Linked DNA regions of Homo sapiens: all the other regions are linked to region 2. A link is a loop called in an ENCODE intact Hi-C map of the cell type or tissue named here. Cell type or tissue: PC-3. All regions are shown on one strand. Each heading gives the region's core, and the rest is flanking DNA. Links, peaks and the distances in the headings are about the cores only.

Evidence for each region. Hi-C counts contacts between places; a loop is a spot of excess contacts. Peaks named below come from ENCODE experiments on the same cell type or tissue, not always from the same donor. Only the 100,000 strongest peaks of a DNase experiment are listed, where the experiment ranks them.
Region 1: it touches region 2 in a loop (4-fold over the local background); 4 of 110 quality-filtered maps call a loop at or near these places.
Region 3: a loop joins it to region 2, with 4 times the contacts of the local background. A loop is called at or near these places in 4 of 110 quality-filtered maps.

Annotation. Positions count from the first base shown.
Region 1 is chr18:45,745,894-45,756,573 of GRCh38, forward strand. SLC14A1 (solute carrier family 14 member 1 (Kidd blood group)) reads left to right here. Exons shown (of 10, transcript NM_015865.7): 9 at 2,483-2,532; 10 at 3,885-6,627. The coding sequence ends at 4,058. It overlaps LOC105372093 (a long non-coding RNA gene), which reads right to left. Exons shown (of 10, transcript XR_935423.3): 5 at 1,233-1,384. Among named protein-coding and RNA genes, the nearest start is that of SLC14A1, 27 kb to the left of the region's middle. In PC-3, for the core only: no CTCF peak of the experiment used is centred there; no DNase peak of the experiment used is centred there; H3K27ac peaks cover 1,679 bases.
Region 2 is chr18:45,797,298-45,807,977 of GRCh38, forward strand. It overlaps a transcript of EPG5 not described here. Among named protein-coding and RNA genes, the nearest start is that of SIGLEC15, 23 kb to the right of the region's middle. RefSeq lists an enhancer at 8,923-9,424. In PC-3, for the core only: no CTCF peak of the experiment used is centred there; DNase peaks (open chromatin) are centred at 5,584 and 6,004; H3K4me3 peaks cover 294 bases; H3K27ac peaks cover 3,694 bases.
Region 3 is chr18:45,725,728-45,736,407 of GRCh38, forward strand. It overlaps SLC14A1 (solute carrier family 14 member 1 (Kidd blood group)), which reads left to right. Exons shown (of 10, transcript NM_015865.7): 3 at 4,573-4,744; 4 at 5,288-5,477; 5 at 8,547-8,675. The coding sequence starts at 4,594. The region is part of intron 6 of LOC105372093 (a long non-coding RNA gene); the gene reads right to left. Among named protein-coding and RNA genes, the nearest start is that of SLC14A1, 6.9 kb to the left of the region's middle. In PC-3, for the core only: no CTCF peak of the experiment used is centred there; a DNase peak (open chromatin) is centred at 5,604; H3K27ac peaks cover 1,143 bases.

The sequences.
Region 1 (10,680 bases), core at 2,841-7,840, 52 kb before region 2:
CTTGTCCACATCACCCTGATACTGCCAAACAAAAGACCAACCCTCTTAGCCAACATAAATAAGTGACAGACATTTATTACAGAGCTGTTTTTTTATCAGTCCCCAGTGGCTTTATCAGGAAGTGGACTCAGGAAACTCTGACAGAACCTGGCACTGCTGTCTTTCTGGCCTCTAAGCCAGAGCAACTGCGTGGCCAGAGAACATCTCAATGTTGTTGTTTTACCAGTGGAGAGTGTAAACATATTGTGTATCTCTTCCCAATGGTTGGGTTATCGCAGTGGGACTCACCTGTGGCAGTCCATTGGAAGGGACACTATCCAGGAGGAGCTGAAATCCAGTTTCCCCTTCAGTACTCAAGGGCCTTTTCTTCCCTCAGCTACCAAGAATGCTGTCAGGGTCATTGCCTACAAACTGATGATGCTGTGCAGAATTGCGCCTCTACTGTAAGGCTTTCCCGGTCCTACTTGGCGAGTCTTAATTGACATACCTACCATTAAATAATCTATCACTTGTACTATGGAGAGAAAAGCAACTTTGAATTGGAGATCACTTCACAGCAGCATAACAGTATGAGACGTAAACGTGCCAAAAGTGAGCCTTAGAAGTGTAATGGATATTTTAAAAAGAGAGAAAGCAACAAGGCCTCATGTGCTCAGGGGTGGTGTTGTGGTAGAGGGGGCACTCAAGAGATCAGGGACAGAGGGCCCCAGTGCTTGGCAGAGGGCCAATGAATAGTTGTTAAATTAATTGATTAAATTTCAACAATGAATGAAATTGGTGTAACCAAGGAGAGAAACCCTTCTAAGCCAAGCCATGAGCACCCTTCTGCTCAGAGCAGTAGCTCAGTCCCATGGTGAAAGAGATGCATTTACAGCTGTGTTTATGGAAATACAAGCTCTCATTTGAGATTCTTCACCTCCCAGTAAGGCAGATCTTCAAGGTGCCTTTTTACAGATGATGAAACTAGATTCCAAGACAGTGATTTGTTATACAACAAATAAAATGGCAGAGCTGGGATTTGAAACCAGTACTGTTTCCAAAGACCAGCCTTTCCCACTAGTGTGAGACAATTCATACGTGAAAGAATTTGATATACTATTGAATAAGAAACACCAGGATAAAAAGACAAAATATTGGTAAAAGGACAGAAGTCTATGGTAAAGTAAATGAGGATCACAGAGCCTCTCCCACCATGTCTGCCACATCCCCACACACCAAGATAGCTGACGTACCAGACATGAAGACGAGATGGTGAGTGTGTCTCACGGTGAGCTCCGGTGGCCCAAGTGGCTGTGTGGCCATTATATGAAGGTCATTCTTCAGGCTGTCCCCATGAAACCTGAGGGCTTCCCTGAGCCTCTGTGAGCCTTCTCTTCAACCAAAACTGAGGAATAGATAATTAGCTGGTTGAGATCTTTGCTTTTGTTGTTTTACACTGAAAGTCACCCATATACTCGAATTACTGATTCTACAATTTTTTGGCCACTCAAAGCAAATAAAAACATAAGACGTTGGCTGGGCGCGGTGGCTCATGCCTGTAATCCCAGCACTTTGGGAGGCCGAGACGGGCAGATGACAAGGTCAGGAGATTGAGACCATCCTGGTTAACATGGTGAAACCCCGTCTCTACTAACAATACAAAAAAAAAAAAATTAGCTGGGCGTAGTGGTGGGCACCTGTAGTCCCAGCTACTCGGGAGGCTGAGGCAGGAGAATGGCGTGAACCCAGGAGGCGGAGCTTGCAGTGAGCAGAGATCACGCCAGTGCCCTCCAGCCTGGGCGACTGAGTGAGACTCCATCTCCAAAAAAAATAAAAAATAAAAAAAAAGACGTTTATTCATTGATTTTAATGGTATTGGAGAAGATGTTATCAAGGGGAGGAATCTCAAGTTTGTGTTCAGTTCCTGCTGTTCTCTGAGTTCTTTCCTTCTTATTTTGTAAACATGGTTTTGTTTTGGTTTTTAGTACACAGGCTGCCAAAGCAAGCACTATGATTTTTTGTAGCTGTGAATTCAATTCATTAATATGAGAATCCTAGATGCTATCTCAAGAAACATTCATAGGTTTCATTTTAATTCAGCTATGCTTGGATAAAACATCAGAGAAATTTATTTGCCATGGAAGGCCTTTCCCTTAAGTATTAGCAATAACAACAAAATAGTAACCATAAAAAAACTACCTTTATTGAGCACTTACTGTGTGCTAAACACATGCATTATTTCCTTTCATCCTCACACCAACACCATGAAAAATATATTCCTCTTACTTCCATTGTACAGGTGAGGAAATGGAGGCTTAAAACAGAGCCCATGGAGCTCCTAAGTGATGGAGCCAGGATTTGAACCCAGGACTGCTGACTTTAGGCTCATGCTTGTAATCAGGGCACTGTGCATTCCAGGTGATTTATATTGGAAGGCAGCCTTTCCTGTGATTAAAAGTGCATCTACGAAGCATTGTTCTTTCCCTCCTTTTTTTTTCTGTAGCCCTGTTCACGGCCTATCTTGGAGTCGGCATGGCAAACTTTATGGCTGAGGTGAGTTTGCTTTAGTCTCACTTTTCATTAGCGTAATTGACCAGCTTACAACTATATGGGAAATGCTCCTGAAGTCCACTGGGCTGGCATCCAGTGGCAGGATCCATGACCATGAGAAGCACTGCTCTCCCTTCTCCTGGAGCTCCCTGGCCTTTCTTTCAGCATCACAGCAAACTTTAGTCCAAACCACAATCACCCAGTTGTTACAAGTATCAGATTGCTTGGTTTAAAAAAAAATGAAACGTAGGTTGTATAACATATTATCAAGTTCAGAGTCTAACTCTAAGTGATAAGAAGTAGACTTTAGGATATCTTTTACTTAAACAGAAAGCCAGATATTCCATTGCAGGTGATGCAGGGCCGGTTTCTGATAGCTTAGTCCATGTTGATGTGGTCATGGCTGCTAAGGAGTCAAGGCAGTATCTAGCCCTTTTGGCAGCAGCATGGAGATTTTATCTGGGAGGGTCCTTAAGGAGACACAGTGTCTTTCTGGTGGAAAGCCAAAGTCCCATTACACACATGCATGATGGAGAGTACATCAGAGCACATGGGGCCCTTCACATGTCAACAAAGAAGATTCACAGGCATCAGTCCCAGGACCCAAATGGGCAAGCTGCACACCAGAGTCAGCTAGGAAGACAGAAAAATATGGAGCCTTAGGCCCTGTCCTTTGGTATTTCTGATAGAGTAGGTCTTGTATGATGCTTGAACATCTGTGTTTTTTTTTAACTCCCCCAGATGATTCTGATGTGCAGTCAGATTAGGGTACCCCTACACTCCATCACACCCCAGGGAGGTCCATGCATCAGGTCAGAGCTAACCAATGGTGTATGCTCAGAATTGTGTGAGTTTCCATGAGCAGCACAAAGAGGACCTACCCTCAAGGAACTTAGAGTCTATTTGGGAGACAGAATGGAAAGAAACAAAGCAAGTCAAGTCTAAGATCTAGACCAGGCAGAAGTCAAGGTCAGAGAGGTCACTGTGGGCTGGACTAATCAGAGAAGGCCTTGTGGACATGAAGACTGGTCAGGGGCCATTTGCAGTTTGCAAGTGTCATCTCTGTCAAATGTTCTCTTGGCACATCTGGTGCAGGAAGTCTGAATATATGAGAGGGAGAGAAAGACATACAAGATAGAGACATAAGTGGCTGCCCTAAAGAATGGATGTCAACATTCCAACAACTCAATGCCCTGAGATTGTAAATTCAGTCTCCACGAGCATGCACAGAATCCAGAGCAATGCCCCCAGTGGTTCATCCCCCTGGGCTGAATGCAAGTAGAGGGGGATGCCTTGTGCAGCTCAGCTGTCAGATGGGATCTGAAAGGAGCGTGTGGCTTTCTCTTCTTCCCCAGGTTGGATTGCCAGCTTGTACCTGGCCCTTCTGTTTGGCCACGCTATTGTTCCTCATCATGACCACAAAAAATTCCAACATCTACAAGATGCCCCTCAGTAAAGTTACTTATCCTGAAGAAAACCGCATCTTCTACCTGCAAGCCAAGAAAAGAATGGTGGAAAGCCCTTTGTGAGAACAAGCCCCATTTGCAGCCATGGTCACGAGTCATTTCTGCCTGACTGCTCCAGCTAACTTCCAGGGTCTCAGCAAACTGCTGTTTTTCACGAGTATCAACTTTCATACTGACGCGTCTGTAATCTGTTCTTATGCTCATTTTGTATTTTCCTTTCAACTCCAGGAATATCCTTGAGCATATGAGAGTCACATCCAGGTGATGTGCTCTGGTATGGAATTTGAAACCCCAATGGGGCCTTGGCACTAAGACTGGAATGTATATAAAGTCAAAGTGCTCCAACAGAAGGAGGAAGTGAAAACAAACTATTAGTATTTATTGATATTCTTGGTGTTTAGCTGGCTCGATGATGTTAACAGTATTAAAAATTAAACCCCATAAACCAACTAAGCCTTATGGAATTCACAGTCACAAAATCGAAGTTAATCCAGAATTCTGTGATAAGCAGCTTGGCTTTTTTTTTAAATCAATGCAAGTTACACATTATAGCCAGAATCTGTATCACAGAGGTGCAAGCTGACAGCAGAGCTCAGTCCCCACTTCCTGCAAACAATGGCCTGCACCCTATCCCTTGTGTGTGTGACATTCTCTCATGGGACAATGTTGGGGTTTTTCAGACTGACAGGACTGCAAGAGGGAGAAAGGAATTTTGTCAATCAAAATTATTCTGTATTGCAACTTTTCTCAGAGATTGCAAAGGATTTTTTAGGTAGAGATTATTTTTCCTTATGAAAAATGATCTGTTTTAAATGAGATAAAATAGGAGAAGTTCCTGGCTTAACCTGTTCTTACATATTAAAGAAAAGTTACTTACTGTATTTATGAAATACTCAGCTTAGGCATTTTTACTTTAACCCCTAAATTGATTTTGTAAATGCCACAAATGCATAGAATTGTTACCAACCTCCAAAGGGCTCTTTAAAATCATATTTTTTATTCATTTGAGGATGTCTTATAAAGACTGAAGGCAAAGGTCAGATTGCTTACGGGTGTTATTTTTATAAGTTGTTGAATTCCTTAATTTAAAAAAGCTCATTATTTTTTGCACACTCACAATATTCTCTCTCAGAAATCAATGGCATTTGAACCACCAAAAAGAAATAAAGGGCTGAGTGCGGTGGCTCACGCCTGTAATCCCAGCACTTTGGGGAGCCCAGGCGGGCAGATTGCTTGAACCCAGGAGTTCAAGACCAGCCTGGGCAGCATGGTGAAACCCTGTATCTACAAAAAATACAAAAATTAGCCAGGCATGGTGGTGGGTGCCTGTAGTTCCAGCTACTTGGGAGGCTGAGGTGGGAAAATGACTTGAGCCCAGGAGGAGGAGGCTGCAGTGAGCTAAGATTGCACCACTGCACTCCAACCTGGGCGACAAGAGTGAAACTGTGTCTCTCAAAAAAAAAAAAAAACAAACAAAAACAAAAACAAAACAAAACAAAACAAAACAAAACAGGTAAGGATTCCCCTGTTTTCCTCTCTTTAATTTTAAAGTTATCAGTTCCGTAAAGTCTCTGTAACCAAACATACTGAAGACAGCAACAGAAGTCACGTTCAGGGACTGGCTCACACCTGTAATCCCAGCACTTTGGGAGATGGAGGTAAAAGGATCTCTTGAGCCCAGGAGTTCAAGACCAGCTTGGGCAACATAGCAAGACTCCATCTCTTAAAAAATAAAAATAGTAACATTAGCCAGGTGTAGCAGCACACATCTGCAGCAGCTACTCAGGAGGCTGAGGTGGAAAGATCGCTTGTGCACAGAAGTTCGAGGCTGCAGTGAGCTATATGATCATGTCACTGCACTCCAGCCTGTGTGACCGAGCAAGACCCTATCTCAAAAAAATTAATTAATTAATTAATTAATTAATTTAAAAAGGAAGTCATGTTCATTTACTTTCCACTTCAGTGTGTATCGTGTAGTATTTTGGAGGTTGGAAAGTGAAACGTAGGAATCCTGAAGATTTTTTCCACTTCTAGTTTGCAGTGCTCAGTGCACAATATACATTTTGCTGAATGAATAAACAGAAATAGGGAAGTAAACCTACAAATATTTTAGGGAGAAGCTCACTTCTTCCTTTTCTCAGGAAACCAAGCAAGCAAACATATCGTTCCAATTTTAAAACCCAGTGACCAAAGCCTTTGGAACTATGAATTTGCAACTGTCATAGGTTTATGGATATTGCTGTGGAGAAGCTCAATTTTCAGTGTTTGAACTGAACCCTTTCTTGTTAGGGAACGTGTGAAAGAAGAATTGTGGGGAAAAAAAAGCAAGCATAACCAAAGATCATCAGCAGTGAAGAATCTAGGCTGTGGCTGAGAGAACCAGAGGCCTCTAAAATGGACCCGAGTCGATCTTCAGAACAGGGATCTACCATGCAGGAGCTTCTTGTGCTCACACAAATCTGTAAATGGGAACATTGTACATTGTCGAATTTAAATGATATTAATTTTCTCAAGCTATTTTTGTTACTATTTTCCTAAAATTGAATATTTGCAGGGAGCACTTATACTTTTTCCTAATGTCTGTATAACAAATTTCTATGCAAGTACATGAATAAATTATGCTCACAGCTCAGTTTTGTATAATGTGCCATTTATAGCCATCATGTATATGAACAATCACAGGCATAAGTAGGTATCGCTTATGTTGCACGTGCTAGAATCCTTATTCCTTTCTTACACTTGGTAATAGCACCAGATGTATAGTTGAGTAAACCCTTTTCAATTTCAGATTGGCAGGCCCATCCCCTTGGGTATCCTCTCAACTATCCATTATTCTTTCAACTCCTGGATGAGAATGAATAACTGAGGACAGTTGTTCAGGACATGCTCCTAACACTTTGAGATCAATATCCCAAGAGCCACTTCTATGCATTCCCAGACAGGCCCTGGGCACCACCATCAGGGCTGACCCTGGGCCACAGCATGCCTCAGGGGTCAGCTCTCTAGGACCAGCCACTTGTCAGAATGTTATCCCCTGAGGCTGAAGCCACAGCCATGCTTGTCTCTTCCACAGAAGCACTTCTCTTCCACACCCTTTCACCACAGTTGGCAGATTTGAAAGAAAATATGGTAAGATGAGAAATTTACTTCAACAAGTTTGAATGATAAGTTTCAAAGCAGCCCTAAAAGGAAACTAAAGAAGCCATAGTGGGGTCTCCCTATTGAAGTGCCCTCTGTCATAACAAAACTTCTCCTACCTATGGTTTCAAGGTAAATTCAAATAAATTCTCCAGAGGGATCTGGGCATTCTATGTCTTCTTTTATCTGGGGTAGAAACGACAGGTTGTGAGGCTCTTATGCTAAGGACACTCTATACCTTTAGGAGCTAAAGGGGCCAACTTGCCTGTTACCCATGATACAGGATTAGCACGGAATATGTCAAGATCAAAGCTAAGTTTTACAAGAAACCAGGAATTTCTAAGGAGGCTTCTTATTAACAATTTTGCAAGAATATTTTTGTGGTTAGTAAACATAAGATAAGATTTCAGGCACAGGACTGTTTTCAGCCTTTCTCCTTATGTAACTAGTTCCTTCCAAAAGGCTTCACTCTTTAGTTTCATCTTCTTCTTTAATCTGCATTGACAACTCCCAGACCATTAGGAGGGCTTATAGCTTCAAGGCTGTAGAGTGCCACTGGCTAAAGCAATCAGCAATGCAGATCCTGAAGGAATTTAAGGCTTAATAAATGAATATAGTAAATAATAGACTTTTAAAGAATGAAATATAAGTATAGCTGCTTTCACAGCTCTTAAACTATAAAGTAGATGCAGTAAATCAGATCAGACATGTGCAAAGTCACCTAAAAGAGAAAATTGCTCCCAGGACTGACCTAATCTTATTTAATATTAACCTGGTAGGTGTGAACATATCTAAAGCAAGCTTAGGTCCACCTGATGGGGTAGCAAGTCAACCACTGAGGCTCAGGAAGAGGAAAACCTAGGAAGGGGGTCTTCAATATTGGAACTTGGGGTGGGACAGGTGTCAAGGGTGAGCTCTGTGGCGGAAATGGCACTGGGGTATTATGGTTTAGTAAACTGAACTATATAGACCAAGCAACTAATGCTCCTTGTCCAATCCTGTACTCACAAGCTATTTGGCTTCCTATGTAGACTTGTCTTACAGGGTAAAAACACATGTGTCCACACTGAGGAAGGGAGGTTTAGGCAGAGATCTAAGGAATAGGCAGGAGGTGGAGGAAGGTGGAGTGTGGAGGGAACAGTACCCTTGGCAAAGGGAAACTTGTGGATAAAGGCCTTGAAACAAGGAGATTGGTGCTTTCAAGGAGTGAGAAGATTGCTGTGGCTGGATTATGGTGAATGAAAGGGTGCTGGAGTGAATTCAGCAAGCCAACTGGGAGGCCATTGCAGTAGTGCAGGAGAGAAGTGATGGTGGCTTGGACTTCAGTGGTGATGGAGAGACGTTCATGGATATGAGAGACAGGAGGCAGAATCACCAGAACTCTGTGATGAGTTGATTTGCAGGGTGAGGGAGGGGGAGGTGTCAAGGATGGCTTCCTGATTTGTAGCTTGGGCTACAAGGTGAATGGTGGTGCCACACCATCGATGGAGCACTGAAGGATCACTTCTCCTCTCATGCTGCACACTCTTCCTCGCCAATCCCATCCTTCTCATGCTTCAATCCAGAGCTTATCTTCAACTCCCTACAGGGACTGTTCCAAAAGCACTTCCTCAAACTCAACATATCCAGGACAAAACTCATCTTCTTCAACTATTCTTCTCTCCCTCCCATGTTGACTCATGGAGAAAGGTAGCACCTTCCACCCGAATGGGAAAGCCAGAAACAGGATGCCATCCTTGACCTCATTCTCTCACCTCCAGGAAATAGTTAGCCAAGGGCTGAGGGTTCCACCTCCTTGATAGCCCCCATTCATCCATTTATTGAATGACTGTTTACTACATAACAGGAACTGTGACTACAATAGTGAACCAGACGGCCATAGTCTCTTCCCTCACAAAAACTTTATGAGGTGAACTGACAAGTAAAGGAGTAATATAATATAGTGCAGTGATGATAATGAGTAAGAGACAACCAGTTAACAAGTTTGAGGGAAGAGTATGCCAGTGACCTCTTTCTTCTAAAAAACGAAGACAGTAATATATCATTAAGTACCAGGCATCCATAACAGTTAGGATGCCTTTGCCTGCAAGTAACAAAATACCTGACAGAAAGTGGTTAAAACAACAGGAATTTCATTCCTAAAAGTAGGAAGTTCCAGATTTTGTGCTCAATGATGTCACCAAGGGGTGCAATTTCTTTCCATCTTCCTCATCATTCTCAGCATCCTCAGAAGGCTCCACTTTCATCCTAGAGCTTGTAGCCTCATTGTTACAACATGGCTGCCCTGGTTACAAACATCACAACCACATCAAGAAGAAGGGGGGCAAATAGAGTTGCAAGAGGGCCATTCTCTCATGTTTCTCTTCTTTATCAGGGAGGGAAGTCTTTCTTAGAAGCTCCTCTAAAATAATTTCACTTGTGTCTTTTTGGCAGAACTGGGTTGTATGGCCATTCATGGCTGCCTAAAAAATCTGAGAAAGTAGGCATCTGGTATGTAGCTTCTCTTGTAACAGGTGAACTCTGCCATATTGGAGCAAAAGCAAGAGGAATGGCAATTGGACAGGCAGCCAACATGGCTGCTACAGTGGTATATAGTACCACCATATAGCATGTAGTTCCTATGTGCCCACACAAGAGAGAGACATAGTGATAGGTTAGACTGTCTATTGTGAGATTCACAAAGGGGTTTGGAACAGAAATCTAGACCAAGACCTTTTACACAAGAGATTCTTTGTGGAATACTTGCTGGAATATTCCCAGAGTATTTTGGGATACCCCAGACTCATACAAGGTTGTATAACCTCTAACTAACAAGATTCTAAGCAAAGGATGAGACGTGATCATGCTCAGGTAACGAAAACTTAGGGTCAATTCATGTTCTAATTAGTTCTCTTGATCTAACAGTTACGGCTTATAAATCATTCCATGTCGGAAGCCCCACCGGAAATAGTTGAGGTTCAATTCAGTTACAGCTCAATGAAGTCTGAAAACAAGTGTCCAACATTTTCTGGTTCATGGTTTAAAATAGGTTTCAAATAAACAATGAGGAAGCCAGTTTCCTGTTTGGGTTGGGTCCATTGGATCCTAGCCCATCAAAGCTTTGAATTATATTACAATGACAGGCAAGGACTAGAGGGGGAAGAACTGAAACGCAGAGAAAAGTTGGCACAGTGCCAGGAAACCTGGCTAAAATTAAGTCCCTCAGTCCAAAGAAAACAATGGCAGCTAGGACATGAGTCAATGGTCCAAGTGCAAGTGCATTTGGGGGCAACAAGAGCACACACAGGCAGGCCATGGAACTGGCCAACCCAACAAGAAGGTCTTTCCACATTCTGAGATCCCCCCTAATGCTGGCCTCTCAATGAGAGGGTAGATCTGTACTATTGAATACAGTAGCCACTATCCATGGTGCAGCACTTGCAGTGCAGCTGGTCCAAATTGAGATGTGTTCTACATGTAAATTGCACACTGGGTTCCCAACACTTATAACAAAAAAGGAAAAAATATCTCAATAATTGTCTATATTAAATTTTGAAATGACAATAAA
Region 2 (10,680 bases), core at 3,496-8,495:
ATTTCTGCCTTCATTTCGTTATGTACCCAGTAGTCATTCAGGAGCAGGTTGTTCAGTTTCCATGTAGTTGAGCGGTTTTGAGTGAGTTTCTTAATCCTGAGTTCTAGTTTGATTGCACTGTGGTCTGAGAGACAGTTTGTTATAATTTCTGTTCTTTTACATTAGCTGAGGAGTGCTTTACTTCCAACTATGTGGTCAATTTTGGAATAGGTGTGGTGTGGTGCTGAAAAGAATGTATATTCTGTTGATTTGGGGTGGAGAGTTCTGTAGATGTCTATTAGGTCCACTTGGTGCAGAGCTGAGTTCAATTCCTGGATATCCTTGTTAACTTTCTGTCTCATTGATCCATCTAATGTTGACAGTGGGGTGTTAAAGTCTCCCATTATTATTGTGTGGGAGTCTAAGTCTCTTTGTAGGTCACTCAGGACTTGCTTTATGAATCTGGGTGCTCATGTATTGGGTGCATATATATTTAGGATAGTTAGCTCTTCTTGTTGAATTGATCCCTTTACCATTATGTAATGGCCTTCTTTGTCTCTTTTGATCTTAGTTGATTTAAAGTCTGTTTTTTCAGAGACTAGGGTTGCAACACCTGCCTTTTTTTGTTTTCCACTTGCTTGGTAGATCTTCCTTCATCCCTTTATTTTGAGCCTATGTGTGTCTCTGCATGTGAGATGGGTTTCCTGAATACAGCACACTGATGGGTCTTGACTCTTTATCCAATTTGCCAGTCTGTGTCTTTTAATTGGAGCATTTAGCCCATTTACATTTAAGGTTAATATTGTTATGTGTGAATTCGATCCTGTCATTATGATGTTAGCTGGTTATTTTGCTCGTTAGTTGATGCAATTTCTTCCTAGGCTTGACGGTCTTTACAATTTGGCATGTTTTTGCAGTGGCTGGTACTGGTTGTTCCTTTCCATGTTTAGTGCTTCCTTCAGTAGCTCTTTTAGGACAGGCCTGGTGGTGACAAAATCTCTCAGCATTTGCTTGTCTGTAAAGTATTTTATTTCTCCTTCACTTATGAAGCTTAATTTGGCTGGATATGAAATTCTGGGTTGAAAATTCTTTTCTTTAAGAATGTTGAATATTGGCCCCCACTCTCTTCTGGCTTGTAGAGTTTCTGCCGAGAGATCAGCTGTTAGTCTGATGGGCTTCCCTTTGTGAGTAACCTAACCTTTCTCTCTGGCTGCCCTTAACATTTTTTCCTTCATTTCAACTTTGGTGAATCTGACAATTATGTGTCTTGGAATTGCTCTTCTCGAGGAGTATTTTTGTGGCATTCTCTGTATTTCCTGCATTTGAATGTTGGCCTGCCTTGCTAGATTGGGGAAGTTCTCCTGGATAATATCCTGCAGAGTGTTTTCCAATTTGGTTCCATTCTCCCCGTCACTTTCAGGTACACCAATCAGATGTAGATTTGGTCTTTTCACATAGTCCCATATTTCTTGGAAGCTTTGTTCGTTACTTTTTATTCTTTTTTCTCTAAACTTCTCTTCTCACTTCATTTCATTCATTTTGTCTTCCATCACTGGTACCCTTTCTTCCAGTTGATCACATCGGCTACTGAGGCTTGTGCATTCGTCACGTAGTTCTCGTGCCGTGGTTTTCAGCTCCATCAGGTCCTTTAAGGACTTCTCTGCATTGGTTATTCTAGTTAGCCATTTGTCTAATTTTTTTTCAAGCGTTTTAACTTCTTTGCCATTGGTTCGAACTTCCTCCTTTAGCTCAGAGTAGTTTGATCTTCTGAAGCCTTCTCCTCTCAACTCGTCAAAGTCATTCTCCATCCAGCTTTGTTCCGTTGCTGGTGAGGAGCTGCGTTCCTTTGGAGGAGGAGAGGCACTCTGATTTTTAGTTTCTGGTTTTTCTGCTCTGTTTTTTTCCCATCTTTGTGGTTTTATCTACCTTTGGTCTTTGATGATGGTGACGTACAGATGGGTTTTTGGTGTGGATGTCCTTTCTGTTTGTTAATTTTCCTTCTAACAGTCAGGACCCTCAGCTGCAGGTCTGTTGGAGTTTGCTGGACGTCCACTCCAGACCCTGTTTGCCTGGGTATCAGCAGCGGTGGCTGCAGAACAGCAGATATTGGAGAACCGCAAATGCTGCTGCCTGATCCTTCCTCTGGAAGTTTTGTCTCAGAGGTGCACCCAGTCATGTGAAGTGTCAGTCCGCCCCTACTGGGGGGTGCCTCCCAGTTAGGCTACTCAGGGGTCAGGGACCCACTTGAGGAGGCAGTCTGCCTGTTCTCAGATCTCAAGCTGCGTGCTGGGAGAACGACTACTCTCTTCAAAGCTGTCAGACAGGGACATTTAAGTCTGCAGAGGTTACTGCTGACTTTTGTTTGTATGTGCCCTGCCCCCAGAGGTGCAGCCTGCAGAGTCAGGCAGGCCTCCTTGAGCTGTGTTGGGCTCCACCCAGTTCGAGTTTCCCGGCCGCTTTGTTCACCTACTCAAGCCTCAGCAATGGCGGGTGACCCTCAGCCAGGCTCACTGCTGCCTTGCAGTTTGATCTCAGACTGCTGTGCTAGCAATGAGCGAGGCTCCGTGGGCATAGGACCCTCCAAGCCATGTGCGGGATATCATCTCCTGGTGTGCCATTTGTTAAGCCCGTTGGAAAAGCACAGTATTAGGGTGGGAGTGACCCGATTTTCCAGGTGCCATCTGTCACCCCTTTCTTTGACTAGGAAAGGGAATTCCCTGACCCCTTGCGCTTCCCAGGTGAGGTGATGCCTCGCCCTGCTTCGGCTCATGCATGGTGTGCTGCACCCACTGTCCACCCACTGTCCAGCACTCCCCAGTGAGATGAACCCGGTACCTCAGTTGGAAATGCAGAAATCACCCGTCTTCTGCATCGCTTACACTGGGAGCTGTAGACTGGAGCTGCTGCTATTCGGCCATCTTGGCTCCACCTCCACAGAGTTTTAATGTCATGGGAAAATTCTATTGACATGGAGTTAAGTTTTTAAAGCAGTATAAATAGGATAGCTGAACGTGTGGTGCATACCTGTAATCTCAGCTACTCAGGAGCCTGAGGCAGGAGGACCCTGGAGTTCAAGACCAGCCTTGGCAACACAGTAAGACCCTCTCTCACAAAAATAAAAAAAAAAATAGTATACACTATTTTATCTCAGGTATAAAAGAAAAAAATAGATGAAAAATACAGTGGGTAGTAACTTCATAGACAGTTTTCATCAACCTCTTTATCATTTTCTCAGATTTCTACAATGGGCATGCAGCACCATGATGGCTGGGGAGGAAAAAACTAAAAATCAAAAAGTCAAAAATTAAAACAAAAGCTGGTTTTATTGATCGATAACTGCACATTTTTGGTTGGAGGTGCCAGCTCTTGACGAATTTGCAGCCCTCTCACTCTCGATATTGGAGCTTCTTCCTCCTGTGCTGTCTTCTCTGCCTGGGGAAATTTGTGTCCCTCAGCTAGGCCACCCAGGGGAATCACATGATGATCCTGAACATTCCATCCCATCAGGCTGTGCACAGGACTGGCTGCATCTGAGATCAAACGATGTTCAAAGAAAGTTCAGACTCCAGCACTCCAGTTAGGGCAAGCCTCTTAAAAGGTGAGCGTCTTGATACCTGTTTGGAAGGAGGGAACACTGGTTGCAGGAAATTCAGGTGAGCATTTTTGAAAGAGGTGGTGTATAGACTCCAAAGCATCTTCCTCCTACTTTCTTAAATTTTTTTGTTTTGTGTGTTTGGGTTTTTGTGTTTTGAATGGGGGGTTGTTTTTCGGTTTTTTTGAGATGGAGTCTCGCTTTGTCACCCAGGCTGGAGTGCAGTGGTACGATCTCAGCTCACTGCAACCTCTGCCTCCTGGGTTCAAGCAGTTCTCCTGCCTTAGCCTCCCAAGTAGCTGGGATTACAGGTGCGTGCTACCACACCTGGCTAATTTTTGTATTTTTAGTAGAGACAAGGTTCACTACGTTGGCCAGGCTGTTCTTGAACTCCTGACCTCAAGTGATCTGCCCACTTCAGCCTCCCAAAGTGCTAGGATTACAGGCGTGAGCCACCACATCCGGCCCTGTGTGTTTGTTTTTTGAGACAGGGTCTCACTATGTTGTCCAGGCTGGTCTCGAACTCCTGAGCTCAAGCAATCCTCCTCCCTTGGCCTTCCCAGTAATTGGCTTTTAAACATTTGATGGAGGGTGCTGGTGAGCAAAACTTGACAGTTATGAAACAGGAAACCAGCAGGAAAAGGACCTGCCCAAACTTGGAGGAGAAGGTAGTGCCAGGGAAGAAGGGATGGCACTGAGCTTAGTGTGCAACCCAGAATTTGTGACAATTGCACAACACACCCTCTTGTCATTCCTGTCAGTTTTATTCATTCCCCTCCCTCCCTTCCATTCCTTTCCCAGTCTTTAATCCCCCTGTTCCTTCCCTTCTCCTACTCCCTTAATCACTTACAGTCCCACTCCCAGGAGGAAGGGGTACAGGAAACTGCATTTCTCCTCCTGAAGGTCACTGTGTGCAGCTGAAGCCACTTAGTCCACAGGAAGGAAGGCCAGCTGGTAGGAGTTCAGATGGCAGTTACAGCCACCAGGGGACAGCTTTGGCATCCACCCCCTTCAGGGCTCTCCTGAGAGGGAGGAGCAGTGCCCACCCTAGGGAGGGCTGAGCTTTATCACACTCTCTGAGGGCTCTCTGGGTCCTGCCTCATCAGCTCTGATGGCGGAAGGGTTGACAGGGGGCAGCAAGGATGGTTTTGTCCTGTGGCACCTCACCCTGCAGTGTCCACTCCCTCCTACCCCCAGCTCTTCCTGCCTTGCCTCCTGTTCCCTGTGATCCTCCCTTGGTGGAGTGCTGATGTGATGGAGTGGCCCTTCCTTGGAGACTCCCCACAACAATCCAAGTCCCCAACACTCTCCAGTCAGGGAAGACTGAAGCTACAACAAGTACTGGCACTGATCTTTATGACTCTGGTTCAGGCTAGGCATGGTGGCTCACGTCTGTAATCCTAGCACTTTGGGAGGCCGAGGCAGGTGGATCATTTGAGGTCAGGAGTTCAAGACCAGCCTGGCCAACATGGCAAAACCCCATCTCTAATAAAATACAAAAATTAGCCGGGCATGATGGCATGCACCTGTTGTCCCAGCTATTCAGGTGGCTGAGGCAGGAGATTCTCCTGAACCTGGGAGGTAGAGATTGCAGTGAGCTGAGACCACACCACTGCACTCCAGCCTGGGCGACAGAGCAAGACTCCATTTCAAAAACAAAAAACAAAAAAAAAAGTCTCTGGTCCTTTCCAGCTACATCCAAACTTCCAACCCCACCCCAGTGCCCAGAGAAGGGAGGAGGTGGGGACTAAGCCCAACAGGGCCCACTTGTGCCCAATACCTTTCCCCACACTGTCCTACTGCCTCTCCTCACCTTCTGCCCCACCCTCACTCTGCATGACTGAATGACTTAATTCAAATTGCATTTATTTGCTCATTTCTAATCACATCCTAGGATCTCATGCTCTCTTGATGGTAAATAAAAGTGAACAGAAAATGTCTTCTAATGACCTGGTAAATCAAGTTTATACCTTTCCCAAATCAGGGTCAATTTGCTCTAAATCTAGTCAAGTCAGAACCCAGCATTAGTAGGTGGCCTGACCACATGGCCCCTTCCCCCAGTCTCTTAAGGCATAGTGAGTCACTCACAGAGGCCAGCTTAGCCCTTCATGAGTCAGTATCTCCTGTTTATGTACAGAGTCATTACTTTCTCTATAGGAAAAAAAGGAGGTGGTGGTGGAGGTGCTTGTCTATAGATGGACTGGGCATTGTAATTTGAAAAGCATTGAGAAAAGTCCCTATCTCCAAAGACATTATCAGCCTTACATAATATCTGAAAACCTATCATTTGAGACATTTCTCAGAGCAATGATCCTTTATAAAATATGGGATGAGGCCAGAAGAGCCATTTTACTATGTGACAGTCAGTACAACTCAGTGGCTAGGAATCAGGATCTGGATCGAGTTCCACTTCTGGTATGGCTGAGTAAACGCTTACTGTACTGAGCTTCCTGCCAATAACAACTATAAACTCAGGGGTTGGGAGAGGACAAAATCTATCTGAAGGCCCTGGAGAGTATACAACAGCAAGCAGGCTCCAGGGGGAAGTTAACACTTGGAAGAAAGGGTTAGTAGGAGGTTATTCTCCTGTTTTTACCACTTTTGGCCTGATGGTCAGCTGCAGTCACTGTCCTGAGGGGCAGCTAAAACTGAGAAGAAACTCACCATCTTTCTGGCCTGAAGAACTGGCAGACAGAGTTTGAGGGCAACCCCAGCTGCTAGAAAGTGAGGGAGAATCCTCAAAGGGAGAGAGCCAGAGAAAGAAAATCCCAAATTCCATGTATAAAGTCTGCCCCAATTTTTGCCTGACCCCCAAACACCCATGTACAGCAGAGATTGTAAGCACCCTATCTAAGGGTGAAAGAACAAAAAGCAGATATGAGGGGCCACTCAGAAAAAAACAGAATTTGCAGTTTGAACCATAACAAGTTAATTTCTCATTAAAATGAAAAATTCAAAACTCTTTGAAAGAATACAACTGAATCCAGTCTCCACAATATGACATTCACAATATCCAGAGTACAATCCAAAATTTCTTGACATATTGAGAGACAGGAAGATGTGATGTATTCTCAAGAGTAAATATAATAGGCAAAAGTCAAGCTCAAGATGACACAGATATTGAAATTAATAGAAATTTATTTTAAAATGGCAATTCTTACTATACTAAATGACATAAGGAAAAATGTGCTTATAATGATTAAAACATAGTTAGTATCATCACCTAAATAGAGACGCCTAAAATTATAATCAAATGGAAATTCTATAACTAAAAAATACAGTATCTAATTTTAAAAAATTAACTGGATGGGGCTTAACATAATTTTTTAAAACAGATGAAAGAGTAGGTGAATCTAAAGAGAGATCAACAGAAAATATCCAATCTGAAAGACAGAGATAAAAATGATAGTACCTAAAGGGTGGTATTGAAAGGTCTAACATACCTACAATTGAACTCCTAGAAGAACAGAGGACATGGGGTAGAAAAAAATTATTTGAATAAATAATGGCCAAAAAGTCCCCAAATTTGGCAAAAGACATAAATTTACAAATCTAAGAAGCTCAGCAAATCCCAATCAAGTTAAATAAAAGAAAAACATGCCTGGGCACATTAGAGTCAAATGAATGGCAAAGTGTCAAAAGCATGCAGAGAAAAACAGCACATTACACAGAGGAGAATAATGAGTCAAATGACTGTTGATTTCTTATATCAGAAGCAATGGAGGCCAACACAGTGAACCAACATTCTCAAAGCACTAAAAGCAATATCTATCAAATATGAAGCAGAATAAAGACTTTCCAAATAAAAGAAAACTAAGAGAATTTATCACTAGCAGACCTTTATTATAAGAAATGCTAAAGAAAGTTCTTTATCTGAAGATAAATGATATCAAATGAAAATATGGATCTTTAGACATGAAGAACATCAAAACTAGCAAATAGAAAAAACTGCTTTTCCAGCCTAATTCCTTTCCAATATATATCACTATTCAAGGCAAAAATTATGACCTTGCATTGTAGGATGCATAATGTATATAAATGTCATATGGTAATCATAACACAAAGGAATGCTGGGGGCAGGTATAAGAGGACCTATACGATTGCAAGGTTTGCATATTTTATGCAAAGTGGGACAATGTAAACTCAAATCAGATTATAAAAAGTTAAGAATGTATATCGTGATTCTTAGAGCGGACATTGGGTAAAAACTACAATAATATATAGAAAAAACATTAATATGTAAATTAAACTGGAATTCTAAAACATGTCCAAATAATAATTTCTAAAAGGCACTAAATGCAATATGGTACCCTAGATTGGCTCCTGAAACAGGAAAAAGGGGTTATTTGTGAAGAAACAAAGAAATCTGAATAAAGTCTGGCACTTAATTAATAGTAGTGTACTAATGTTAGTTTCTTAGTTGTGATGAATGTACTGTGATAATGTAAGATGTTAACTTCAGCAGAAACTGGGTGAGAGGTATACAGGAACTCTCTGTACTATTTTTGCAACTTTTATGTAAATCTAAAATTTAAACAAAATAAAGAGCTTCTGTAAAAAAAAAAAAAAAGACAAGAAAGAAGTAACAGAAGAACAAAAATCAGAGGGGCAAAAAAGAAAACAAATAAAATGGTGTATCAAAATATAATCAGAATAATATTAAATGTTAATAGGCAAAAATTTCCAATTAGCTAAAAAAAAAGAAATAGCAGAGCTTGTTGTAATGGCTTAAAAACAAAAGTAAGATTTAAAGATATGCTGTGAATGGGACCCACTTTGAATATAATTATACAGATAGAGTGAAAGTAAATAGATGCAAAAGTATATGCAATGCCATGCCAGAAAAAGCCAGATCATTCAACACAGAAGTATTACCAAAGATTAGGAGGGATATTTCACAATGATTAAAATGTCATTGGGAAAACATAACAGTCTTGTATGTGCATGTGCCTAACAACAGCACTTTAAAATATATAAAACAAAAATTGATAGAGCTAAAGGAAGAAATAGACAATTCTACAACCATAGATTTTTGTAGAGTTTTGAAGATTTTAGCATCCTTCTCTCAGCATTTGATAGAAAAATTAAGATAAAAATTCAGGAAACATAGATGATCTGAATAATGCTACCAACTACCTTTTTTATTTATAAAATGGAAATAAACTCACTGTTTGAAATTGGTATAAAGATTAAACAAGCAAATAGTTTAGCCCAGTCTGGGCACACTGTAAATCCACTATACTTACTGGTTATTATTAGCGACTTATCTGGGAGGGGAAAATTTATCAGCTCAATAGTATCCCATTGCCAGGGATTAATTTGCCAAATTAGCTAGTTTGGGGGTAGTGAAAAGCAGATACTTCAAGAGCTGAATATAAAGGAAAACTATTTTTACCATAAATTAATATATTCAGATAACAGAAAAATGAAAACAGTGTAAAAGAATATAAAGATAAGGGGATCATGGTGGGCGGGAGGCAGGACTAGATTGCAGTTCTGACTCAGACGCACAGAGCAGCATGTGGAGGCTTGCATCATGAATTTTTGCTCCAGAATGACTGCAGGAATAAATCAGGAAACCTCACAGGACCCACAGACCCTCTGAAGGAAGCAGATTGCCTGGGAGACACAACAAATACTGTGAGTGCCCAAACTGTACAAGTGGGAAAGGGACATTGTCTGCCCCTGAACACACCTCCCCACCCCCACACCCCAACTGGGGAAACTGAAGGTCTAGAATACAGGAGAAGACTAATACAGGAGAAGACTCTGACCTTACCTGAAGCCGAGTCAATTTAGAGAGCCTAGCAAAATACAGGGGCAGAGGAAGCAATGAGGAAAGACTTGTGAGCTCGCTGGGTCCCCTAGCAAACCATTTCTGCCTGGCCTCACGGGATCCTTCAGAAGGGCAGCCAGAGGCACTGGGAAAAGGCCACAGAGAGAAGGACATCTTCAGCTGAACTTTGAAACAATTTGAACTGGTGGAGAACTCTCCTGGTCAGAACTCAGGGGAGGGCATGAATCTGGTGTGCAGACTCCACAGGCAGGGGAAGAAGGAAAGACATACTTGCTACTGCAGCTGGGAGGCAGGTATCGTGCGGCAAGTTCTCAGCCCTGCTCGCCCATTGCCTGGAAACAGACTCAGTGCTATTGGCAGGCGGGGGGCAGGGGGCACAGTGAAAGTGAGACCAGCCCTTCGGATTATGTGGGAGCTGGGTGAGACCTGTAACTGCTGGCTTTCCTGCACTGCTCTGACAACCTGCATGACACAGTAAAGACATCTATAATCCTTGTAGGAACATAGCTCCATTGACCTGGGAGCCTCATCTCCATCCCCCACAGCAGATGCAGCAAGACCTGCCCAAGGAGAGTCTGTGCTTAGACATGCCTAGCCCTGCCCCCACACAATGGTCCTTCCCTATCCACCCTGGTAATTGAAGACAAAGGGCATATACTCTTGGGAGTTCTAGGGCCCTGCCCACCACCTGTTCTTCCCCATACTACTGCAGCTGATGCTCTCTGGAAAGCGCCACCTCCTGGCAGGAGGCCAACCAGCACAAAAATACTACATTAAACCACCAAAGCTAAGAACCCTCACAGAGTCCATTTCACCTCCCTGCCACCTCCACTAGAACAGGTGCTGGTATCCACAGCTGAGAGACCCACAGACGGTTCACATCACAGGACTCTGTGCAGAAAACTCCCAATACCAGACCAGAGCCTGGTAGACTTACTGGGTGGCAAGGTCCTAAAGAGAGAAAACAATCACTACAGCTCGGCTCTCAGGAAGCCACATCCATAGGAAAAGGGAGAGAGTTCTACATCAAGGGAACACCCTGTGGGACAAAAAAAATCTGAACAACAGACTTCAGCCGTAGACCTTCCCTCTGACAGAACCTACCCAAATGAGAAGGAACCAGAAAACCAACTCTGGTAATATGGCAAAACAAGGTTAATACCTCCAAAAGAATCACACTAGCTCATCAGCAATGGATTCAAACCAAGAAGAAATCCCTGATTTACCTGAAAAAGAATTCAGGAGGTTAGTTATTAAGCTAATTAAGGAGGCACTAGAGAAAGGCAAAGCCCAACGTAAGGAAATCAAAAAA
Region 3 (10,680 bases), core at 3,635-8,634, 71 kb before region 2:
GACCCAGTCTGCCTGCCACGTACTGAGTGAATCTGGATGATGCCCACTCTGATCCTTGGTTTTCTCTTCTATAAAATGAAGGCTTGAACTACGTGGTCTCTAAAATCCTACCTAGCTCTCAAATTTCTCTTGGTTCTAGGAAAATATTGATGTTGAGCTCAAGGAAGGGGTTCTCCAAGGTGTGTGATTTTGGTGGTAGAGGAAAGGCCGGTGCCAGGCAGGGGCAGAAGGAGACGCTGTCTACACTGAGAAAATGTGACAACCCCTGCTTGTCTCTTTTTTCATTCTTCATTGTTTCTTATTTCTTTGTTTTTAGCTTTATATAACATGAGAGCCCTACCACTGGGTTTCTTAACCATTTGTTCTTTATCAAATAAAAATATTCATAATGCAACATGCAGGCACATCAGTGTGGTACAGAACTAGCCAGCTAGTTTACTATAGGTAAATATACACACATGCATGCACACACACAATTTTTACCTGAGACATGTCAGAAGTGTTTCCTAAAATTGTGGATTTTTCTGAGTCATTCTGGTAAAGGGTAGGTTTTCAGGTTTTAGGCCAAGCCAGAAGAAGAAAGTAAAAACAGAATAAACAACAGGGGGAGAAAAAGAGAAATACCACACACACAACTGGAACTTCTGGTAAAAGAGTGATATTCTTGGATGCAATGGAAGTTTTAAAAAGGAAAAAGAAAATTTATAAAAAGCTGCCACATTTGTGGAATTCAACTAAAAACTGTTTATTATTAACAAAGTGATGTTCAAAATTTAAGAGTTCTTGGCCTGGCATGATGACTTATGCCTGTAATCCCAGTGTTTTGGGAGGCTAAGGTGGGAGGATCACTTGAGGCCAGGAATTCAAAACCAGCCTGGACAATACAATGAGACTTTGTCTCTAAAAAAAAATAAAATAAATTAAAATAAACACAGCTGGATGTGGTGGCACAGGAAAAAAAAATACCATTTAGGAGTCTCTTAAAGGCAGCTTGTGAATGCTTACAAAGCGTGGCTAGTATCTTATTACAGAAAACAGAGCCCACATCATGCATCCTTCTTCTCACATTTCATAAACAAGGCCAAGGGAAACTGCTGTGGGGCAACCTGTTGCTTTGGTGTTGGTCCCCAAGATGCAGCCCTCACAATCTGCCCCCAAACGTGTCAGAACATGAACCCCCTCCTCCCCCTCTGGAAGAAGCAACCTCAGATCCAACAGCAGAGACACGCAGCAGAACAAAATCTGGGCATTGGTCCCTGTGTAGGATGGCTTCCCGTTATTTTTTTTTTAAGCAAAGTAAATGAACATCAAATTTCCATAGTCAGCTGCTGTCTTTCTGCCCACTGAGAGCTCTTTGGTGAAGGCAAAGTCCTCCTTCTTCATTAGCGGTCTCCCATGTGGGGCCACATCTTCCCTCACCAGGAACCCAGTGGGCGCGCTCCAGCCCCCCTCAGCTTGCCTTTTGCGTGGTCATTAGAGCTAGGGCACACGTCATGCTGATTCACATATTTTTGCCCTTTGTCATGTATTGAGAAAAAGTAAGGATGAATGGACGGTCTTTGATTGGCGGCGCTGGTGACGCCCGTCATGGTCCTGTTTGGAAGGACCCTTTTGGAACTAAAGCTGGTGACGCAGCGCGCAGAGGCATCGCCCGGCTAAGCTTGGCCCTGGCAGATGGGTCGCAGGAACAGGTATGCTTCCTTCGTGCAGCCTCTGGCTCGGGGAACCTGGGAGCCTGCTCCAAACTCTGGTGTATCTTTTCCGGGCAGAGCCTGGGAAGTGGGGGTTGGCTGTGAGCTAAGCCAAAGGCACAGGGATCTTGGTCCAAAAAGCCCCATGGCGCTCACCTTGGTTTAGAGGCTAGACCATTGAGCTGAGAAGTTTTGACAGCCATGGAAAAGCTGGGGATAAGTCACCTGGGGTTTTACGTTTACCCTGTGTCTATTTTATTAGAGTGCCTTTTACTTATTGTCCCTTCTTCTTAGTTGAAATTAATGGCCTGCTTCACTGGGGCTAAGATGTTTGAACATTAGCAGAAGGTCCTGGCTGCATAGCCTTGCCTTGTCTTCCCAGTTAGGATGTAAGGACTCTTAAAGTTCCCTAAGAAATGCAAATATTTTAGCATGGCAAAATTCTAGGCCAACTACAACTGTAAGTTTCGTATTTCTCCTAAGTGGTTCTCATGCCTGACTTCTGGAGCAAGGAGTCAGGTCTCCCAGGGGCTCTAGAAGGGTTCAGCTGTTCAGAATAAATGGTTCCTGGGGACTCTAAAATAGCAGCAACTGTCTGCCCAGGTCATGAGAAGACCCCTCTCTGCAGGACATCCTAGCCCTACAACCCATCCCAATTATGTTGAAATTAGATTCACAAATGGCAATAAGTCTTCTATATGTTGGGCTGTCGATTTGGAGAAAACTAGTTTAATCTTTACTTAACTTTGGGTGGCTCAACAGGAGACTCGGGCCGCTCAGGCTCTCAATCACGTCTGGCCAGTTCTATTATCAGGTTTCGAATCTGTATCTCCAAAATCTCTGAGGTGATGGGATATTTCAAGCCCTCTAAAATAAATAAATATATGCTGGGAATTTTGAGAACATGAATTTGTTTATTCTGAAATGGTCCATGTTCCTGCTTTGGGAGTTGATGGAAAATGCCACTTGAGTGTTTTCATTTGATGCTGCCACCTTAGGGTTTTATAGATTCAGTTCCAGAAACTCAAGGCATTTATCTCTTTGGGCTGCTTGTCCTTGCCTGAGCTGAAGCCTGATGCCTCCCATAAGTTGGTATGGCTTTGAAAATGGGTCACTACAGCAGAGGCATGGGCTTATCAAGCAATATGTTCAGCTATGAAATTTGAAGAGGGAGATAATCTGAAAATAAATGACAGCCACCACTTAGATTATGAAATAGAAGTACTTTTTCATAAGTGCTTAATTATTCATACGGTTTTTTATCTTTAACTATGGAGCCAACTCAGCTCCATATGGACTTAATTTTGGTTCCTGACCTCCAAGATTCATTGCAAGTCACACAGATGTTGGTATCTAACATTGTTTTACCGAGATAAAATGACCTTGGTCTGGAATGCATTGTATAAAAAGCTGCTTTTTTGTGTAAAGATTAATAGTTTGGCATTGTTTAAAAAGCAGAATGGTTAGTTGGGCAGTGAGGTAATACAATTGAAATGTAATTGCTACCAATAAATCAGTTACCCATATTGATTTCTTTACTGGGATTAATAGAAGCCAAAGCTAGAGTTCAACTTTTTTTAATAGGTATAACTTAGTATCTGTTCATTGCTATTTGTTAGCTATGGTAAATGGAACAATGATGGGGCCAGAAATATCCATGAGGACCATTTGATCACAGCCTGGCAACACAGAGAAGACAGGCTGGTTTCTCTATGTGGGCTTTCAGTGTTTCTTTGGTAGTGTCTTATGTGGCTGTGGCTTCAACATTCCACAATTATGCCTTCCAGGGTCTGATGATTTTGGCGTTTCCCTGCTTCCCAATTGACCTGGCTGTGCTGTTGGCTGTTCTTGCACACTCAAGGTGGTTTTGCCATTGGCTTCCTCCCTCAGCCTGCCTCTGGGATTATGCCACTGCTATTCTTTTTTATCTACCATCAGCACAATGAAATCATCATTTTTGTCTTCAAGGTACCAAATTCTGGTGATATTGGTGCTTTCTTGCAGCTACTTATCATGAGAAGTGAATGGTCTCATAGTGAACACAGTCATGGTTATAGTGTTCATACGTTCCAGAGACATGTTTCCTATAATTATGCCCTGCACATTTTTCTATCATACAATCCTTAGATTACAGCTCTTTGGTTTTCAACAGCTTTGTCCAATTCCATCTTTCCCAGTTTCTCTACCTTGATGAAATATCCTTCTTGCCTGGTTTTACATATTTAAATAACAAATTCCAAAAGTAAAGAGTATCTGAGGCAGTCACATGACATAAGGACAAATTCAAGCCATCTTGGACTTGCAGAGGGTGGGGAGACCGTGTCAACACACACAATTTTAAAAATTTCTTCCCTTTCAATCTTTTAAAAACAAAACTTTTTATAAAATAAAAATGTAATTTAAAAAGGCTACCTGTCTTGGCAAGTAGCTGATCAGCCTGCATTGGTGAGCAGGCCATTCCATAACCTGGTTTCTTGCTCCTTAATTGACAGCATGGAGCTAACGTACTTAATTTCAGCTCTTTCTACGTGATTTGACTCATTCTGTTAACATTAACTGTTTTTCAGTCTTCTCAACTAGACTGAACTCCTTAAGTGCAAGAAATACACGCTTAGTAAATGTTTGTTGGACCAGACACTGCACCTTATGAAATTAAAGACCAGAACATTCTCATGGTAGCATTACAGACACTGATGGCAAAGGTACTGTGGGATTTGGGTTTGGCTAATAAGCTCTGTGGTGGTGTTTCAGAAGGAAAATGGTGCTCTCTTAGTTCTATGGAACATAGTGGTCCAGATCTTCTACTGTAACCAGGCCCAAAGCTGGCTAATCTGGAGGGCTCTGCCTTAGGGATACTTATAAGCTCTGTCCTTCCCTCAAGGAGCCAGAGGAAGAGATAGCCATGGAGGACAGCCCCACTATGGTTAGAGTGGACAGCCCCACTATGGTTAGGGGTGAAAACCAGGTTTCGCCATGTCAAGGGAGAAGGTGCTTCCCCAAAGCTCTTGGCTATGTCACCGGTGACATGAAAGAACTTGCCAACCAGCTTAAAGGTATTTATCCTTTCACATTTTGGAGAGACAGGAGAAGTAGCTTTGGGGGAAATGGTTTCCTGGTACTTCTACTTATACCTTTAGTTATATTCTCCAACTTTTTATAGATCTCTTTACTCACCATTTTTCTACTTTTATCTTTTAACCTGCAAACCTCTCCATTTTTTTTTCTTATGGAGACAGTAGCCAGGGCCCAGCTCATATTAGAAGGCACCTGGCTTCATCCTGTAGTTTCAGTACTTAAAACTTAAATTTATTCCTTTGGCTTCAGAATTTGTACCTATAAGCATGAAAATAAGTGCATTAGATGCTTTCAGGAGCTTAGATTCTAGGAGGGGCAGTGTGGGTTGAGCATACAGTAGATAGAGGCTTTCAGGGATCTGGGTGCCACTAATGCAACAATGGGTTGAGAGAGAAATATTAAAGAAATATCAAAAATGTTTCACTTCCAGGAGGTTTTGCTGATTTTGCTCAGGGTGGGCCTGTGGTTGAAGAGTATCACTTGGCAGCTTCCTTAGCTCTGCTTTACCTCATCCCTTCCAGACAAACCCGTGGTGCTCCAGTTCATTGACTGGATTCTCCGGGGCATATCCCAAGTGGTGTTCGTCAACAACCCCGTCAGTGGAATCCTGATTCTGGTAGGACTTCTTGTTCAGAACCCCTGGTGGGCTCTCACTGGCTGGCTGGGAACAGTGGTCTCCACTCTGATGGCCCTCTTGCTCAGCCAGGACAGGTAGGTGTACCCTTTCAAGCCTTCTCAGCTCCCTTCTGAGACACAGGGGCTGACCAGTTACTGTGGGCAACAGTGATAAAACCACATCCTTCCCAGGATAAACAACATTTAGTCCACAGAACTGTTTATATTTGTTTTTAGTCAGAGGTCAGGGAATCAGTTACAGTCTCTTGCTCTTGATATCTGAATAAATGGCTGGTCTAAATGATGCCAGATTCTTGTGGCATTACGTGCTAACCAGAACTAAGCTACAAGTATTTCCCTGGAGAGGTTCTGAAGGGATCTTCTTTAATGATTGATAAAATTATTTGTCGTCAGCATTCTATTTGGGAAAAAGTGCATATGAATTCAGAAAAAGTTTTAGTGGCTTAATAACCCCCGTTATATCTTGTTGCTATGATGAGTTTAGGAAACTCATTCTTCATAGACAGTGCAAAGGTCAGCTCAGCTCCTGGAGAAAAGAATAACCATGAATTCCAATTGAGTGGATTCTGACTTAAGAAGCCTTAGTGAGTCTTCTGATATATTGATTAGATTAAAAATAGCACACACTTTATAAATTGATCTGTCATTGAAGAAGTGATGAGCTGACTCTCACCAGGGCAGTAGATAGCTCCCCACTAGCCAGTTCCTTTAGGGAGGGAACCAGTATTCCAGGTGTCTGAGATCAACGCATAATCCCAATCCCCAGTGTGGTCATTACACAACTAAGCTCTTGTAACACTGGCTGCAAATTGCCTAAAGAGGTCCGTGGGGAGAGAGTTAGCAAATGCTCCACTTTTCTATCAATTTCAAGGAGTCTGATTTGCTCCCTGTAGAAGGGGATTTTATAGCTTAGGTTAAACTCTATTCCAATGCATGCCAAGAAAAGGTCTCCTCAGTTTGGGGATGGAGTCTATAATTGTGCCATACTGAATATTCCTTTATGATTTTGCTCTGATGAAACATGATCAACTCATTTTTTGTCAGATATTATTTAGAAGACAAGTCATTTATATGTGTTAGTTTCAAATGTTTTACTTTCCTTGGTCTGAAAAGACTGCATTAAAATGGAAATTCTCTGTTTTAAGTAAATATATGTCTTCCTGTGGCTTTAACTATGGCATTCCACAATTTGTAGATGTTGCCATTAATTTTCCACTGATCAAACTCAAGCATTAACATCTCCAAGTCAGTTGTTGAGAGGACAAGTCTGCATGGCTCTCTACTGTCATGTGTAGTCCCAGTCTCTGAGTTGTACCTTTGCAAATTGTATCACCTCCCATTTGCCCTCAAGGATTATTTAAGGGAAACAAAGAACTTTTGAATAGGGAACCCCACATTTAATGTTCATCTGGATTAATGTACGTGACATCATCTTGCCTGTTGCAATGGTGCCTCCTGGCCCAGTTAGAAACAAGCCAAGAAGCAGCTGTCACACTATCCCTTACCAGCCCCTGCAGTGTGGCTCACTGGCTATAGCACCTCCTGCTCGAGCCCAGCATTAGGCCTCACCTACTCACTTCACCATCTTTACTCCCCCATCCCCCTACAGACATCATCCTTGAGTGACAGGCCCTTGGGAAGTGGATCCTGTGCCTTTCACGGTGCCAGACGTTGCCAACTCTCAGAGCTGTGGGAATCCTGCCTTGTCAGGTCAATCAATCTAGGTGCCCATCAATGGTGGATTATATAAAGAATATGTGGTGCATATACAACACGAACTACTACATAGCCATAAAAAGGATTGAAATCAAGTCCTTTGCAGCAGCATGGATGTATCTGGAGACCAATATCCTAAGTGAATTAATGTAGTAACAGAAAATCAAATACCACACGTTTTCACTTACAATTAGGAGCTAAACACTGGGTAAACACGGACATGGAAATAGTAGACAACTGGGACTCCAAAAGAGGAGAGGAAGGGAAACAAGTGTTGAAAACCTACCTATCAGGTACTTTGTTCACTATTTGGGTGACGAGTTCAATAGAAGCCCAAACCTCAGTCAGCATCATGCAATACATCTATGTAACAAACCTGCACATGTACCCCCTCAATCTAAAGAAGGAGAAGAAGACGGGGAAGAAATGAGATTGAATACTAAGCAAAAAGTAACCTCAGAAAGAACTGGGTGCTCAACATGCACATAATTAAATGGGATACTTCTCCAAGTAAGAGAAAAGCAATTGTTCTTCTTTGCAATAACTTTGAAATGTGCGTTTGGAGACAACAAAATAGAAGCATCAGGACACAAAAATGTATACTAACCTGGAAGATTAATGTTGATAAGATCAAAGACACTGTGAAAGTGAATTTACATTTCAGGAATCTTATATCTCTCACCAAGAAATCAAACTTAAGCAACAGTTTCATATGCTAAAAGCGCTCTTCAAGTCAGAGGCTCTTGATTTAAAAGAATAACTTTCCAAAGGAAAGGCTAAAAGAAAACAGAGCAGATTGCCTTACTAAACTCCCCTTTCCTCTCAGCCACTGTAGACCTGTCTTTAGCCGTGACACCTGTAGAGGGAGTCATTCTCTATCAGGGGTCCCCAACCCCTGCACTGGAGACAGGTACCTGTCTGTGGCCTGTTGGGAACTGGGCCGCACAGCAGGAGGTGAGCGGTGGGCGAGTGAGCATTTCCACCTGAGCTCCGCCTCCTGTCAGATCAGCAGAAGCATTAGCTTCTCATAAGAGTGCGAACCCCATTATGAACTGGGCATGTGAGGGATCTAGGTTGCTTGCTCCTTATGAGAATCTAATGCCTGATAATCTGAGGTGGAACAGTTTCATCCCGAAATCATCCCCCATTCCCCATCCATGGAAAATTGTCTTCCATGAAACCTGTCCCTGGGGCCAAAAAGGCTGGGGACCACTGATCTAAATGCACATTTATATTTTTATCTATGTATATTTCACTTCATGTCTTTATTAGTTTTTGTACGATGCTTACGTAGACTTTGAAATACATTTCCAAATATAATCTCATTTTTTAATATGAATATGATCTGGAAGTTACTAGTGTTATTTATGTGCAAGTGCAACCAAAGCTCACCCAGGAAATGTCCGTGCTGTGTCTCTTGCCCCACAGGTCATTAATAGCATCTGGGCTCTATGGCTACAATGCCACCCTGGTGGGAGTACTCATGGCTGTCTTTTCGGACAAGGGAGACTATTTCTGGTGGCTGTTACTCCCTGTATGTGCTATGTCCATGACTTGGTAAGTTACAATTGGTTTTCAAAATGCCTTTTTGAAAAAAAAAACATGGCAGAAGGAGGGAATGGGAGTTGTTATATGGCAGAGTTTCAGTTTTGCAAGATGAAATATGTTCTCTGAATGTATAGTGGTGATGGTTGTACAACAATGTGATTGTCCTTAATGTCATTGAGCTGCACACTTAAAAATGGTTAGCCGGGTGCGGTGGTTCTTGTTTGTAGTCCAAACTATTCAGAAGGCTGAGGGGGAAGGATCACTTGAGCCCAGGAGTTAGGGGCTGCAGTGAGCTATGATTGCGTCACCGCACTCCAGTTCTCCGAACCTCCTTGCTTGGGCTAAGTGAGGAGGAGGAGGAGGAGGAGAAGGATGGAAAGGAGGAGGAGTAGCAGGAGGAGCAGGAGGGCAAGGAGAAGGAGGAAGAGGAGCAGGAGGAGGACAAACAGTTAAAATGGTAAATTTAAAATTGGATTCCAGTAGATTCTGTCTATTGGAAACAGAAACAACCATTTTAAAAGATGTATATTTCCTTACAACCAGTTATTTGGCCTTTTGTCTGATCTGGCTACACATCCACTAATACCTCTCAACCAGAGGTGGCTGCACATTGACACTTCCATGGGGAAGGGAAACAGTGCTGCAATGAAGATACGAGTGCAGGTGTCTTTTTGGTAGAAACACACTGATGCACGTGGCCCCCACATACACTTGACTCCTCCCTCCCAAGACTCTACTGTCATTGGTCTGCGGTAGCGCCTGGGCTTTGGGAGTTTCTAAAGCTTCCCAGATGACTCTAAAGTATAGCCAAAGTTGAGACCCACTTCCTCCATCATTGCCTCTCAAACTTGAGCAATATGAGAATCACCTGCAGGGTTTGTTACACCACAGGCATCTGCTCCCCGGCCCCAGGGTTTCTGATGCAGTCTATCTGGGGTGGGGCCCGAGAATTTGCGTTTCTAACGCATTCCCACATGATGCTGGGAGAACCACTGTGCCTACGTGAATTCCCCCTTACCCACCTGCCCCCCAGGTCTCCCTTAGAAAAAATTTTTTTGCTGAATTCCTTTTTTTTCAAACCCAAATCCTTCAAACTAGTTTTTATGTTGACAATGTCTTACATCCTTTTTCTGGAAACAAAGATTTCCTTCTTTCTATATTGTAGTTAAATATAAAATACTAATATGCACATAAATAAGCACAGCCTGCTGTGGGCAGTGTCTGCAGAAGGGATGCCCACCCTTACTGTACCCACGGGTGTGTGGACGAGGACCTACCTGTAGAGCTAAACTCTTCAGGAAGTAATTTGGGCCCTGCTCTGAAGAATAGGTTCGTGGGAAGGAGGCCTAGCCTGTAAGTGCTCACCACGCTCCCTTCCACAATCCAGGAAAATGGGAGTTCTGGTCTTTAAGTGATGGCTCTTTGATTGGGCCAACAAGTGAGAGCCTATGAGGGACCTCGGGACCATGCAGCCCAGCCCCACAGTTTATGGGCTCTGAGGCTAAGGAGATGCGCCTTGCCTAGGTCATGCAATTTATCAACAGCTCAAGGACACACACTCTGCCCCACCAACTGTGATATCATTTTCCTCCAGCTCACACTACCTGCATCCTTGAACGATTGTTTCTCTTTTCCAAAAATAGGTATATTAAAGAAATAATATCTGCCAAATCAGAATCAGGGTTGCCTCTAGTGGGGAGGGAGGGACATAAGAGCAAGTGGAGGGACAAAGGGGACTTTAACTATGTAGATAATATTTTATTTTGTATGTCATAAGTACTTCAAAAATATTTTTAAAATCTCAATATATAGCTCACTCTGAGCAACCCCAGAGTAGAATTTTTCAAAAGCCAAATAAGCTGAGAGTTGATTTTTTACTTTATGTAATATTTACTGCCTCTATAATAGGATTTATCCCAAGTTTTCTTTCTGTGGCAAATGTGCCAACACAACACGTAAGGGGCCTGTTGGCAGGTGAAACAAAGCCCCTCCAGAGTATAGCGATTCCGTGTGT